2 separate regions of the Homo sapiens genome follow, and region 2 is linked to region 1. A link is a contact called in ENCODE Hi-C data. All regions are on one chromosome and are shown on one strand. Each heading gives the region's core, a stretch centred on a gene start or an enhancer-like site at or near the end of the contact. The rest is flanking DNA. Distances are from core to core; before and after follow the strand shown. Region 1 has its middle 13 kb from the start of LINC01954. Region 2 has its middle 16 kb from the start of LINC00570.

What was found. A loop is a pair of places that touch in the nucleus more often than their neighbours do. Pooled maps may share reads with other maps.
Region 2: a loop to region 1 is called in a pooled map, with 7 times the contacts of the local background. The contact joins two enhancer-like sites. A Hi-C loop is called at or near these places in 3 of 37 single-sample maps with no recorded cell type and 3 of 50 pooled maps.

The regions. Positions count from the first base shown.
Region 1 is chr2:10,862,105-10,869,389 of GRCh38, reverse strand. No RefSeq gene overlaps it. Among named protein-coding and RNA genes, the nearest start is that of LINC01954, 13 kb to the left of the region's middle. RefSeq lists silencers at 4,258-4,427, 5,458-5,507 and an enhancer at 7,000-7,285. Within about 2 kb of position 4,254, at least 3 of the 41 ENCODE cell types and tissues checked have a DNase peak (open chromatin) inside an H3K27ac peak, as active enhancers do.
Region 2 is chr2:11,374,255-11,381,539 of GRCh38, reverse strand. No RefSeq gene overlaps it. Among named protein-coding and RNA genes, the nearest start is that of LINC00570, 16 kb to the left of the region's middle. RefSeq lists enhancers at 3,130-3,339, 5,237-5,795. Within about 2 kb of position 3,364, at least 11 of the 41 ENCODE cell types and tissues checked have a DNase peak (open chromatin) inside an H3K27ac peak, as active enhancers do.

The sequences.
Region 1 (7,285 bases), core at 3,005-5,504:
AGTTGCATCTCCCAAGCCCCGGTCCAAAGCACGTTCGATCACTGTGCCTAGATAGTATCCACAGAAGAGGCTCCTCAATTCCTGTGAGCGTGTTTGTGACAAGTGGAATTCTGTTTCCCACTGCGAGCAGGACCAGGGGTTAAGAAGTGGCTCTGTGATTCACGGAGACCTGAGTGGCTGCCCGGAGGACACCAAAACAGGAGATGGTCTAGAGGAGATGCATAGCTGGAAGCTGAGCTGGCATGTGATGAGGCGCCAGGCACTTAGGGCAGGAATTCAGCACCCCTCTCTCAGGGCACCTCTCCCAGAAGGAATGAGCTGGCGAGCCCGAGGATGGCCCCTCTGGGGGATGGCTTCTATGCAGCAACAAGAGCCTCAGAGGCCCCAGTCAGGTGGGCCTGAGCCCCGAGCTTCCTGTGTCCCGCAGGCCCCTAGGCCGTGGCATGGGGTGGGCTGAACCAGGGCCTGGAAACCCACAGGAGTGGTTTGGACCTTGGCTCAGGCATCTGCCAGCTTTGTGCTGCTGGGCACATTCCAGCCCAGAGACAGGGATCAAGGATCCCTCACGGGCTTTGGTTTGGGGGATAAACTAAATGAGATCGAGCATTAAAGCCCTGAGCCAGGGCCAGGGGGAGCAGCATCGTCTCTCTGTGGCTGATTGGAGGTGGTAGATGGGAATGCTGAGTCCCCAGCTCGCTCCTTTCAGAGCTTTCCAGGCACACAGCAGGCCCAGTGCCAGAGGCAGGCCCTTAGCTGGGCCTGGCCTGTGCCACAGCCTTGCAGGGATGGCTGAGGGAACAGTAGGCCAGAGCTAGTATTCCTGAGCCCCCACAATAGGTACCCCTCTGCCCAGCCACACACCCAGTTGCCCTATTTTGTCAGTTTTCTATTTCCTCAAGCGACCCTTTTGCTGGATCAAGGGCATATTGAAGGGTATGGTCAACCCCTCTGCCACTGCCTCGCTGTGTGAGCCTGGGAAAAACCCCTCCCCGCTCTGGTGAACACAATGGTGGCTGACAGCCCCTGTAGACAACATTTTCTGATTCTGCACACAGGTTTTCCAAAACACAGCCCTGCTCTTATCATTCTTCATAACAATCTGTTTAATGTCTCCCTTCTTCCCGAGCACTCTTGGTTCCACAGGAGCAGAGACTGTGCTTATCTCTTCCTCTCTTATACCCCTGGCATCCAGCATGTGGCAGATGCTCTATAAATCTTTGCCTACTGACATCCTCCCAACTCAGGGCTCATCGGGGCCACAGGGCAAGAATGTTGATTATCTACTGCATGCCAACAAGTGAACTGAGGATTTCCCCATGTGGTATCTTCGTTAATCTTCATAACTGTGAAAGTTAGGGATTATTATCCTCACTGGGGCCAAGGATGGAGCCCAGGTGCCCTACTAGGAACTATCCTATAGTCTCCATATGACAGAATTCCAGAATGAAGGAGCAGAAGCAGATCCTAAAGGCAGCTTCACCTCCCCAGCCTGTAAAAGGCAAAATGCCAAGAGGTGGCATCTCAGGAGAGGCCGGGAAAGGAAGGCATTAACTCATCTTGAGTGCTGCAACATGTTAGGTGGAGTTCCTGGTGCTTCATAGTCGTTACCTGGTGTAATTCTTACACAGAGCCTGGGAGGCATGACCTTGTTATCACCATTACAGAAGAGGAAACAGGCTCAGAGAGGTTAAAAACTTGCTCCAAGTCTCTCAGCTATGGGCAGCAGGGAAGGGTTAGAACCTGGGTCGGTCTGACTCCTAAACCCTAGCCCCTTCCACCTCTGCAGACTCCACACTTGAAATTTGTTGTGGACTAAATCGTGTGCCCCCAAAAATCATACGCTGAAGTCCTAGCCCCCCTCCCCCACCATGTGGCTGTATTGGAAATATGGCCTTTAAGAAGAGATGAAGGTCAAGTAAGGTCATAAGGGGTGGAACCCTCATGGGGTAGAACTGTTGTCCTTATAAGAAGCAAAGTCAGGCCGGGCACGGTGGCTCATGCCTGTAGTCTCAGCACTTTGGGAGGCCAAGGCAGGCAGATCACTTGAGGTCAGGAGTTCAAGACCAGCCTGGCCAACATGGTGAAACCCTGTCTCTACTAAAAACACACACACAAAAAAAAAATTTGCCAGGCATGGTGGCACACACCTATAATCCCAGCTACTTGGGAGGCTGAGGCAGGAGAATCACTTGAACCCAGTGAGCCAAGATCGCGCCACTGCACTACAGCCTGGGCAACAGAACGAAACTCTGTCTCAAAAAAAAAAAAAAAAAAAAAAAAAAAAAGAAGCGAAGTCAGAGCTCTCTGATGTGGCTGTGTGAGCACACAGCAAGAAGACAGCTATCCAGGAGTCAGGAAGAGGACCCTTTTCAGAACCCAGCTGTGCTGGCAGCCCAATCTCAGACTTCCAGCCTCCAGAACTGTAAGAAAATACATTTATATTATTTAAGCCACTCATCTGGTTAGGGCAGCAAACAAAGATTTTTTTCAAACACCAAATAGCTCAGCATTGAATGGAACAAGCTTTTATGAACTCCTTTCCCCATTCCTCATTCTTTTAGAGAAAAAGTAGCTTTAATATCCCCCAAGGACATTATAGCATTTGCAGAGAACTGGGAACTACTGCTGATTGATTTAACTTCCTCAGCAAGAATTGATGACCCCATGAGTGCTCCCCAGGAGCTTCCAGAATCCCTGAAAGTGATTTTTCCCTGGTCTGAAGACTCTACCTTATAAATTCGCTGACCGTCATCACCCCTCTTTCTGGATGGCAACTGTCTGGTTTTCTCTGGGAAGCATCTGTTCTGCGAAAAAGACCTCATATCTTCTCAGTTAATACAGAGTGTTCACACATATGTGATCTGCTCCACAATACTGAGGACAGAGTTGTCTTCTTCCCAGTTTCACGGATAGGGAAGCTTTGGGGTGGGGGCAGTGTTACCTGACTAAGGAGGCTTTGGGGCGGGAGTAGTGTTCAGCTGACTTGCTCAGGAAGAGCGTTCTTGAACTCTGTTCCTGGTCTCTGATCCCCTGTCAATGTCACAGCTAAATGCTCTCATTTTGCACAATAAGTGTGTGCATTGGAATAAATTGTGTTAAATAAGTGAATCAACTCATGGGCAAACAATTAAATGCAAAATGACAACTCAATAATTAGAGCTATTTGAACATCAGCCAGAGAGAACTAACACAAAAATAAACAGGAGGAGGAGAGGGAAGAGGGAGGAACAAAGGAGAGAAGAAGTGCACCTGTGGTTCCTAGTGGTCACTGTTCGATTAGATTCTACTTCCCCATCATGTGCTGGGCACCGGGCTGGGCACTGAGACTCAGAGGTGACTCAGCAGAAGTCCCCCAGGGACCCACTCGCTTTGTCATAGCTCCTCTACACCGTGTCGACCTGCCAGAAACTGGCAGTGAGGGATGAACTTGTCTCTGGGGCTAAGCCATGCTGGTTTTTTCACCATCACACACGATAGGACTCCAAGGTCTTCCAGCGTTCTGATCACACCCTCCGTGAGACACGCTGAGTTTGCCGGTGATCTCCAATGCAGGGTGCTTCATCATTTATAAGATGCTTCCACATTCCATGTCTCATATGTGCCTCGAAATCCCTCTGAGAAGAAGGTACTGTAACCAGCTCCATCTTGTAGAAGAGGTAAATTTACCCTCAGAGGGGCAAATAACTTGCCCAACGTCAAGTAACTAATAAGAGACCAAGCCAAGACCTGAACTCAGGTCTTCATAGCTCCAAATCTAGCTTTTCACCCTTCCCAGTTGCCTCTAGGTCCCGTGCCAGACACCTCATTTATGCACACATACATATGTCTAACTTGGCACATAGAGGCCAGACAAATTTGGAACTGGGTACAATTCAAATTCGTGGGTACAATTCAAATTCGCCTTGACTCTGACTGTGTGAGCAATGTGTGCCCTTTGAAGGAAACTATTTGCACCTGTTTCCGAGAGAGATCTGAAATGGGTGAAGTAATGCCTATGGATGAGACTTGTAAATTGCTGAGCCACGCAAACATGGGTTAATGCCAAGGTCGAGGCTGCTCTGTGTCTGCTAGCCAGCAGGAAATAGAACTGGGGCACAGATAATGCCACAAGACCTCCTAGGACTCTCTCCAGACTGCCCAGCTGACAGTCCCCCACCCCGGCCCCTTCCACATCTTCACCATATCCTAAAGCCACCATGCCTCCATCAACAAAAATATAGTTTAAAATACATTTGATGACTCTCAGTAAAGAACAGAACGGCGCATGGCGCCCTGGCATCTTAGCAGGTGTAGGTTCTGCCAAAGGAAGCCCTTGTGGCTTTCAGCAGCATTGCACACTTCTTCAAAAGTGAAAACTGAATCTCACCTTCTCGGTAGACACTAAACCAGAAAGCGAGTTTCAGATCTATATTTTGAAGTGTTTCGTGAAGCACTCCACTGGAAATAGAGATGCCTTTGCTTTTTACCAAATGCACAGAGTAGCCGGTTTCTAAGCTCTGGAGGTGATCCTGTTTTTTTCAGGGATGTGGTTCCAAGGGGTAACATTGAGCTTTATAAGGAATTCTCTTACAAATGTTGTTTTCCCAATAACTAATGGTCCCATTCAAACCTGAGTACATTGCCTTTTAAATTTCTAAGTGGTTTAATAATAGAACCGCTCCATTAACTCTGACACATGCTTGGGAATCAAGCAAAGAAATGAAGAGACGGCTGGAAAAACAAGCAACCGCAGCCGTGTGCGCTCCTGAGTCCTAAATGCTAGCGAGCTCAGCGGCTGAGATTTTATATCAAAAAGCCATGACCGGGAGCTCTTTGTCTGTGTGGGTCACAGAAGGATCGTCCTAACTTCTCTGCTCCTCCCAAGCCAGCCCCCTCCTTCCCTACAGAAAGGCCATCCTCCACTCCCTCCCGTCACCGCACCCACTATCTCCTGCTTTCTTCCCCTAAGAGTTCAGGCGTCCCTCCTGCTGTTTCAAACACTCCCTGGCCTGGCTACTATGAGGGACTGCAGTTTATTCACCAAGAACAGCTCTAGCTTCACTTCATTCCTCTCTCCTTCTGGAAAAGATTTAAGACCACAATTCACAGAATTAGCCCTGCTTTCCGATAGAATCCAATCCAAGGAGGAAAGCTCCGCATCCTTAAAACCTCTTCCAAATCCCCTAATGCAGCCCAAGTGAGCAGGTCCTTCCTGAACCCCTCTCCTGAGACACCCCAGGGCCTTGCGCAGTGTGCTCCCTTCCTGGTTGCAATGAGCCCAGGGTTGTTCAGATGCTGGTCTGTGGCTTGAGCTGAAGGGCACTGACCACATCCTCATTTGTTTACAGAAGGGGTTTCGTGTGTGTGTGCGCGTGTGTGTGTGTGTTTGTGTGGGTGTGTGTATGTGTTTTCTTTACTTCTTCTTTTTTTTTTTTGACACAGGGTCTCGCTCTGTATCCAGGCTGAAGTGCAGTGTCGTTAACACAGCTGACTCACTGCAACCACCACCTCTCAGGCTCAAGCGATCCTCCCACCTCAGCCTCCCAAGTAGCTGGAACTATAGACACGCACCACCACACCCACCCAGCCAATTTTTTGGTTTTTTGTAGAGATGGGGTAGTGTCATGTTGCCCAGGTTGGTCTCAAATTCCTGGACTCAAGTGATCCTCCCACCTCGGCCTCCCAAAGTGCTGGAATTACAGACATAAGCCATGGTGCCCAATCCAGAAGGGATTTCATACATGCTTTTTGTAATGGAGTCTCACACCTATTATGACGATAGTGAGATTATTTTCATGTCTATAATGAACCACATTATCATCCCTCTAAACGCCTCCTCTCCTGGTAGGCTTTCCTGAACTACGTCTCTGCCACTTTCCTGCACGTAATCCTCTTCTTGATGCTTCTCTGATCCCCAAAGGAGAGCACCTGCAGGTTTCTGCTCTTGGTTTTTCTCTGTACATCGTCTCCCTCAGTTACTTCATCCCTGCCTATCTTATCCTCTCCCTTCCATGTGAAGAACTTCCACACCAGGGCTCCAGCCCTGACCTCTTCCAGCCACCTGCTGGACACCTGCTCCCTAACCCCGGTGTCCTGCCAGCATGTCAGCGTCAGCAGTCACACCAAGCCTGTCACCTCCCCGCACAGAGCTGACTGCACCTGACCCCCTCGTCCCTGCTCACAGCCTGCCCTCCCAGACCCTGAAGGACCAGAAGCAGGGGTGCCACCCCGGAGTCTCCCTCCCTCTGGCCTGCACATCCAGTCAGCACCATGACCCGCATCGATTTCTACAGGCACAGCTCATGCCAAGAGAAGCCGGGAATGCAGAGGCCCAGGGCGGGAGATCATGGTGGCTCTTCGTTTTGCTTGCACTGAGAAACTAAAAACCCAGAGAGGAGTGATAACATGACCTGGGTCCATCCACTGGGGGAGACCAAGCCAGGACTGGCCCCGTGTGTTCAAGCTGCCTTCCTCTTCCCCGCCAGGCAGCGCCTCCTGCATCCCTCAGGACCCTCATGGACCTACCGCAGCCACCTCCCAGCCGGCCTCCCTGCTCCACTCTCCTTTAGCCACCTGCCTCCCGCGGCCAGCAGCACAGCTCACTCCCCAGTCTGAAGCCATCAGTGTCTTCCCAGTCACTGCAGGTCACACAGAGACCCCCATCTTCTCCCGGCCCGGGCCCTCAGGAGCCACAGTCACTCTATCCTCCCACAGCTTCCCACATAAACTTCCAAACGGGCTGCACAGGGACGCTGGGGCCCACCTGCTTCTTGCCTCCTCTGGTCTGAGGTCCTTTCTATTCCACTAGCCAGTCAGCGTCTGCCTGCCCTCTGTCCCCTCCCACACACAGGGGCCGCTCCTCTCCCATGGCACAGTGTGGGCTCCTGTCCACAGCACCGGGCCCTAGGCCGCCAGGGCTCTCTCTGGCTGTGTGGGCTCTGCTGGGCTTGGGGCTCTGCGGGTGGGAGACCCATCGAGTGAGCTTTCCCTCCGAGCCCAGTGCTTAGCATGCACCAGGCCCTTAGGAAAGGTGGAGGGAGAGAATGAGGCGGCCCTCCTTTTTAGAGCACATTAACAAAACCCCCCAAATGGTGGCAATGATCGTTGTCTATACCATGGAGGCTTTCCGTTGACAGAGTTCCAAAACAAGCCTGGTCTCTGAAGATGCTGAGAGGAGCGGTACTTGCTCTTTGACTATAAGAACCGAAGCTAAGGACCTTCTAAAGAGAGTCATCAGGGTCCCTCACAAATAGGGGTACGAATACCTCCCATAGGGACTACGAAGAATTCATGAAACGGCCCTGCT
Region 2 (7,285 bases), core at 2,115-4,614, 510 kb before region 1:
GCTGAGGCAGGAGAATGGCGTGAACCCGGGAGGCGGAGGTTGCAGTGAGCCGAGAGCGCGCCACTGCACTCCAGCCTGGGCGACAGAGCGAGACTCTGTCTCAAAAAAAAAAAAAAGGAAAAAAAAAAGTTGTTTAAAAAACAGGCAAAACTAAGAAGTAATGAATAATAGAATCAGGGTAAGTGTTTACTTTTGAGAAGGAGGAAGGAAGTAGTGACTGGCAGGAGGCATGAGGAGGTATTTCCGGTTCTGGCAATGTCTATTTATTGACCCAGATGATGGATATTGACTAAGCTATACATTTATTTTGTGCCCTTCTCTGTACATAAATTACACTTCACAGGGAAAATTTAAAAAAAAACACACAATGAATTTTTTAATGTACTGTTTGTTTTAACTCTCAGTTCATTCATAACAGTTTAGTTTTTATAATTTAGCTTAGTGTTTTAAAAATATGATTTTTCTAATCATTGCAACAAAAATACTTTCAATAAAGTCTTTCCTCTTGAATTTTAGAATGCCCCACCTTAGCCCAGCATGGTGGCCCATGCCTGTAATCCCAGCATTTTGGACTGCTAAAGTGGAAGGATCACTTGAGCCTGGGCAATGTGGCAAAACTCCATCACTACAAAACTTTTTTTAAAAAATTAGCCAGGCATGATGGTGCCCATCTATAGTCCCAGCTACTCAAGAGGCTGAGATGGGAGGATGAGTTGAGCCCGAGAGGTCATGTTTGCTGAGAGCCATGATTGCACCACTGCACTCCAGCTTGGGTGACACAGCATGACCCTGCCTAAATATATGTATATATATGTATATATACACGTATATATACACGTATATATATATGTATATATACACGTATATATACACGTATATATATATGTATATATACACGTATATATACACGTATATATATATGTATATATACACGTATATATACACGTATATATACGTATATATATACATATATACGTATATATACGTATATATACGTATATATATACATATATATATACGTATATATACGTATATATATATACATATATATACGTATATATACGTATATATATATATACATATATATACGTATATATATATATATGTAAAATCTTGTTAAATGAAAAAGTTTGAGATTAAAAAAAGGCGCAGAGAATGACCCAATGACCCTAGGGTCACATTCAGAGATATATGTATATATATCTCACATGTAGATAAATGACTACAGATAAATATAGCAAGGTCTAATTGAGGTTATCTTTCTGAATTGCTGTTACTGGCATATACTTTTTTCATGTTTTTCTATATTTCAAAATTTTCTGCAAAGAACACTAGCACTAGTTTTACAATCATAAAAAACTGCATGTGTATACACACACATACATATAATGTGTACATGGATACACATATGCATATGTGGTTGGGTGTTTTCTTCAAATGTCAACCATCCACAGACCATGAATGGAGATGCTGGATCCTTGCAGTGAAGCCACTCTGAGGGCTCTGCTGTGGTTTGGGGATGTAGGTGAAGCCATATTTTCATTGGGTTCTTCTTGTACTTGTCCTAAGAGAACAGGGACATCAAAGGTAGAAGTGCCTTCCCTGAGTTATGATGTTCCTGGTGGCCTCTGCCTTTTTGGGAATGTCCTACAAGCATCGTCTGTTTGAGCAGCGTCTGTGGGTCTTTTGCAATACTGTGGTGGAAGCCTCGGTCCATTCCACAACCCAGTGTCTCTTTTACCCTCAGCATGTTTTGGCAGGCACTTCATTCCAGGAAAATGCCCGGCTCTTCAAGTCAATTTGTATGCATTCTTTTGTCAGAAAAAGAAAACTATGTAACTCAATATGTTCCTCCCTTTGTTTTAGCTGCCAGGGAATTCAGACCCAAACTCAAGATGCCTTTATGGTAATCAGCTTTTAGAACTGCTGGGCTCCCCAGGAGTTCGAGACCAGTCTGGGCAACATAGTGAGATTCTGTCTCTACAAAAAATAAAAAATTAGCCAAGTGTGGTGATGCATGACTGTAGTTCCAGCGTCTCGGGAGGCTGAGGTGGGAGAATTGCTTGAACCCAGAAGGTCTAGGCTGCAGTGATGCCATGATGTAGCCATGATGACGTGTAGCCATGATGACGCCACTGCACTCCAGCGTGGGTGACAGAGCAAGACCCTGTCTCAATGATCACTGATTTCCTAAAGCTCCTTTAATTCCTGCTGGTAATACATGGTTACCGTATGCCAGAGCTGAACAAAACAAGGCATGGTGGGGGGCTCCCAACAGCCCAGGGTGTGGCCCAGCCTCAGTAAGAGAAGCAACCTTTCTGGAAGCTTCCAGTCAATGCCAGGCTTCTCTCTCTCCTGCCCATGGCATTTCGAACTCCCACTGTACAACAGATCAATTAGGGTCCCTTGCATCCTGTAGAGATCTCTGTACTGAGGGCCAGAGCCATGTCTGACTTGTCCTTGTCCCCATGGCCTCCTGCAGGCTCTGGGGCACAGCAGATGCCCAGTCAATGTTTACTGAACAAAGGAGGTGGTGAGGGACTCAGTGAGCCTGGCTTAGGCTGTACGCACAGGGCAGGGAGTGAGGTGGGTCCCCTGCCTCCCTTCCCAGAGCTCAGCCACTAGGCAGTGACAGGAGGCATCTATGGGTGAAAGGGAGCAGGCAAGAACCTCACCGCTGCCTGCCTGAATTCTTGTTTATTAAGGGTCTGATCTGGGCCCAGCACCTTTCATATAGTATCTCATTTAGTCTTCTCCTTGGCCCAAATGTGGTGAGAAAACGAGGCTCAGAGAGGCAAAATAGCTTGCCCGGGGTTGTATACGGTTAAGAAGCTCTGCAGGGGCTCATTCTGACTCGAATGGGCCCTCGTTCTGCTTTTAAGGAGAAGGAGCCAGCCTGAACCAGGTAGCCCCTGCTGAGTCCCCACAGGCCCACCGAGACCCTCCCTCATCAGAGGACTGAGAGGAAAGTTCCCAGGAAGTCCAGTGGCTATTTTAGGGGAAGGGACGGGCCATTTATCACAGCAGACAACATTCCCACTTGCTGCTACAACAAACATGGCTATTTCAGAGACTTCAGGCTGGAAAAAGCCCAGGGAGGAAGGGCAGCTTAGCCCGGTTTCGTTTTTGTGAATAAGAGAATGACAGCCATAGAAATAAGGCTGACAGTTCCGAGAGCGTTGGAAAGGGAAACATTTGTGCTTCATCACTCAACCCAGAAACTCTGGCAGAGTTCTAATCTCTGATGGACTCTGTCTGCTTAAAGGCAAAAAAATAATAACCATGAGTGGAGTGGGGAGCATTTCATCGCGTGACACATCAAACACCACCCTTCGCCCCGAGATGACGTCCGAGCCTGCAGAAGCCCTCTCTGTGTGGCTCCAAACACTGAGCATGATTAAATGGGTCATAAATGTTTGCAACCTGGCTGCAAAGGAGGGGAACAAACCGTTCTCCAGGGAGGTTGGAGGCCAGGCCCCTCCTAATCAGAAGGTGATTTTGGCTTTCAACAGGCCAAGGTTTCATACCTTACCACATTTTCTCACTTCCTTAAATGTTCTTTCTCTAATAATTCTGTTTTGTTGTTTGTTTGTTTTGAGACAGTCTCCTGTCTTGGCCCCCCGAGTAGCTGGGATTACAGGTGTGTGCCACCATGCCTAGCTAATTTTTGTATGTTTAGTAGAGACAGGGTTTCACCATGTTGGCCAGGCTGTTCTCGAACTCCTGACCTCAAGTGATCTGCCCACCTCAGCCTCCCAAAGTGCTGGAATTACAGGCATGAGCCACTGCGCCCGGCCTTTCTCTAATAATTCTAAATGTGGGCCACAATCAGGCATTCAACAAATGTTACTGAGCATTGGCCGGGGCAACATGGGGGCAGTCAACCCAGGAGGTCCAAGGAAGTTCCTGGACCTGGGGAAGCTAAATGGATAGGAATTCCCCAAGATGACCTGCCAGACAGTGGGGTCTTGGGTCTTGATGACTAGACCTTCATTAAAAAAATGTTTTTTAAAAACATTTTTTCTTAGAGACAAATTTTTTAAAAACATTTTTTCTTTCTCATTCTGTCGCCCAGGCGGGAGTGCAGTGGTGTGATTACAGCTCACTGCAACCTTAAACTGCTGGACTCAAGCCACTCTCCTGCCTCAGCCTCCCTCGTAGCTGGGACTACAGGCACTCACCACTGCACCTGACTATTTTTTAAAAGTTTTTGTAGAGACGGGGTATCATTATGTTGCCCCGGCTGGTCTTGAAGTCCTGGCCTCAAGTGATCCTCCCGCCTGCGCCTCCCAAAGTGCTGGGATTACAGGCATGAGCCACGTGCCCAGTCCCGAGACCTTCATTTTTCTAAAAAAATTTTTTAAATATTCTTTTAAAGTAAATGTCCTGTGGCATCCGGCCAGCTACAGTTGCACTGAAAAGAAACACAAGATGTACCTGCCTCTCCCCAGAGGCTCTGGTTGCACGGAGGTTCAGGGGAAGGCAGACAGGGAGGAGGGGCTGCTGTTGACCTGCGTTCCCTGCTCTGATCTCTCGCTTATTCCTTTGCAAATCTCTTCTGAGCCATTGCGCCATCTGAGCTTCATAACGGCCTTGTGAAGAGAAACCATGAGATACAGAACAAAAGCAAAGGCTTCCTGTAGAGAAGCCATAGGGCTTTGAGATAAAACTGAACCTATTTTTTACCAAGGTTTATTGTTTCTCTTTCTCAAGTACTGTACCATTGTTTTTTAATAACAGCTTTATTAAGCTATAGTTCACATACTATAAAATGTCCCCCTTTTAAGTTGTACAAGTCAATGGTTTTTAGTGCAGTCACAGAGTTGGATAACCATCACCATTGTCTAATTCTAAAATATTTTTATTACTCTAAAAAGAAATCCTGTACCTATTAGCAGTCACTCTCTACTCCCCGCTTCTCTGGGCCACTTTTTTGAAGGGAACAGCTGATGCCACCTCAGCTCAGGACCAGGGAGGGCCTTTTGTTTTATAAAGAAGTTAATGGGAGCCAAGGGTAGGAGAGGTCTTGGCCTGAGATCCCACTGGAGCTAGTGGCAGGGACAAGGAGAGCGTCCTAGTGAGGTCCACAGCTCAGCACTACAGGGCCTTGGGAGGCTGGTGGGTGAATCAGATCAGTGCCCCCCCAGGGGTACCAGGGAACTTGTTAAAACACAGATTTTGTTGGGGAATTCTGACGAGAGCCTCCAGGTCTGCCAAGCTCTCAGGGGATGCGAGGCGGCATCAGAGAGGCCTTGATGTGAAGTCGAATGACCTCTGGACTCAGAGTCACTCAGATTTGGAGTCAGACAGACCGGGATGTGGACTCAGCATCCCCCAGCATTTGTCACTTCAACGAAGCTCTTTCCATCACAAGAACAAAGTCTCACCCAAAGTAGTTTAAGCAAGAAAGGGAAAGTTACTGGAAGTGTAACTGGGGTGTTCTACTTCAGAGTTTGAAGCCAGGTCTCAGATGGCAATATTTACTTTATGAAGCCAGTGGATTCCCCTTCTAAGTCCAGAAAGCCCCATGTGACAGGCAGTATGGGTGGGGAGGCTGGAAGGAATGGGAGAGCCCAGTCTCACTGCCTTAACCTGGAAAATCCAACTGCCCAGAAGTACCTGGATGCTCACAGGAGCTGCTTTCTAAGTCATGAGGGAAGCACCATAGCTGGCTCCGGCCCTGGCTCTCACACACGATAGCCATCAGCGGCCCCACTGCCCTTCTCCAACGCTGGTTTTGGCTGGGACATACGGAGGGGCTGGCTTTGCCATGTCGGGGCTTGCCCCTGCCTCCCCGTCTAAGTGAGGCTACTCAGGATCTGCCCTCTAGGGACCTTCTGTCTTTGTGTCTCCAGATAGCAGCTGGTAGATTTTTCCAGTAAGTTTTTTTTTTAAAAAATCTTCCAATAGGCTATTGTGTTACATAAATTTAAACCCTAATAGAACATTCTGTTTCAAAAAGATAGAGCAGTAGAATCTCCGGGAACCAAAGGCTTCGAGAGTGACTGGAACAGGGAAGCTGGCAGAACCATCTGTCAGGACTTCTGGGGTCATTGTGTGACAGTTTCATTGACTGCTCTGCAGAGAAGCTTCCTTTGCTTCTGTTTGAGATGACAAGCTCAGCTGCCCAGGCCTGGCCTCACTGGGCTCCCCAGTCAAGGGCCCAACAGAGGCTAAGAAGGGAATCTGGAAGCAAAACTTTCGGAGAGAATATGTTATTGGCTTAGCCTGGGTCACCGGCCCATCGCTGGTCCAATTAACCAAGGCCAGGGTAACGAAGTCACACTGAGTGATCATGGCTGTGGGTGGGATTCGTTCACAAAGTAAAGGGCATAAGTTGGAGAGGCAGATACCCCAAAGCTTGTCTAGAATAGCCCGTTACCTTACACAGAACAAATGCATTGGAGCCATCACTGCGTTTTAAAATATGGATAGTAACAGCCACGCCTCTGAGTTTCCGTGGGCGCGCGTGAGTTGTTGCCTACACAGGGGCTGGTTACCGTTCTTCAGGAAGTGGCCATTTCCAGCCCGTAAGCTCCTCAGGGCCCTGAGAGCCGGGGTAGGGGAGGCAGAGGCTTTGCACGGGCCCTTCACACGCCCAGCTGGAAGGCAGCACCCAGCTCCAGTGCCGTGCGAAGTGGTGCCAAGTCCACACCACACCGTTGGAGAGACGCCAGGCCATTCACAGGTTGTCTCTGAGACACTAACAGTCATAAATACTCAGCTTTGAGATGAGCTTGCCTTGGCCCAGCCCACTATAAATAGGCCTCTTTATTTCCCTGCCTTCACGCTAGGGAGAAAGAACAGCAGAACTGGGGAAGAAGGACATTCCAGAAATGCCACAGAGACCTCAAGAGAGCGCTGCACTGTGTCTGCCTCACACGAGAGAAACGAGCTGCAGGAAGAGACCCAGGGCTCCACGGCCGCTGGATGAGGGGAGGGCCTGTCCTGGCTCTCACAGGGCCCCAGGGGCGAGGGCAGGGGCCAGGCCCTCTGCCCCAGGCCTGTGATCTTTCCACCATGTCAAGTCTACTCGAATTTAACGTGGTGGAATTTTGCTCAGTGTGTCATTCTGAGTGAGCTCCAAAGATGTCAGATTGCCCGCAGATTCGCGGGGGGAGCGGCTGTGTTCATTTTAAACAGACTCATTTTCAAACAAATCGTCTCCATCCAAGTATATCAAGAAGGAAGTCCTGCTTCTAATGGTAGACTTGTTTACTCAATGGGAAAAAATATGTATAACTTTTCAATCCCACAGCTGCTGAGGCATGCACTGGGGACACCA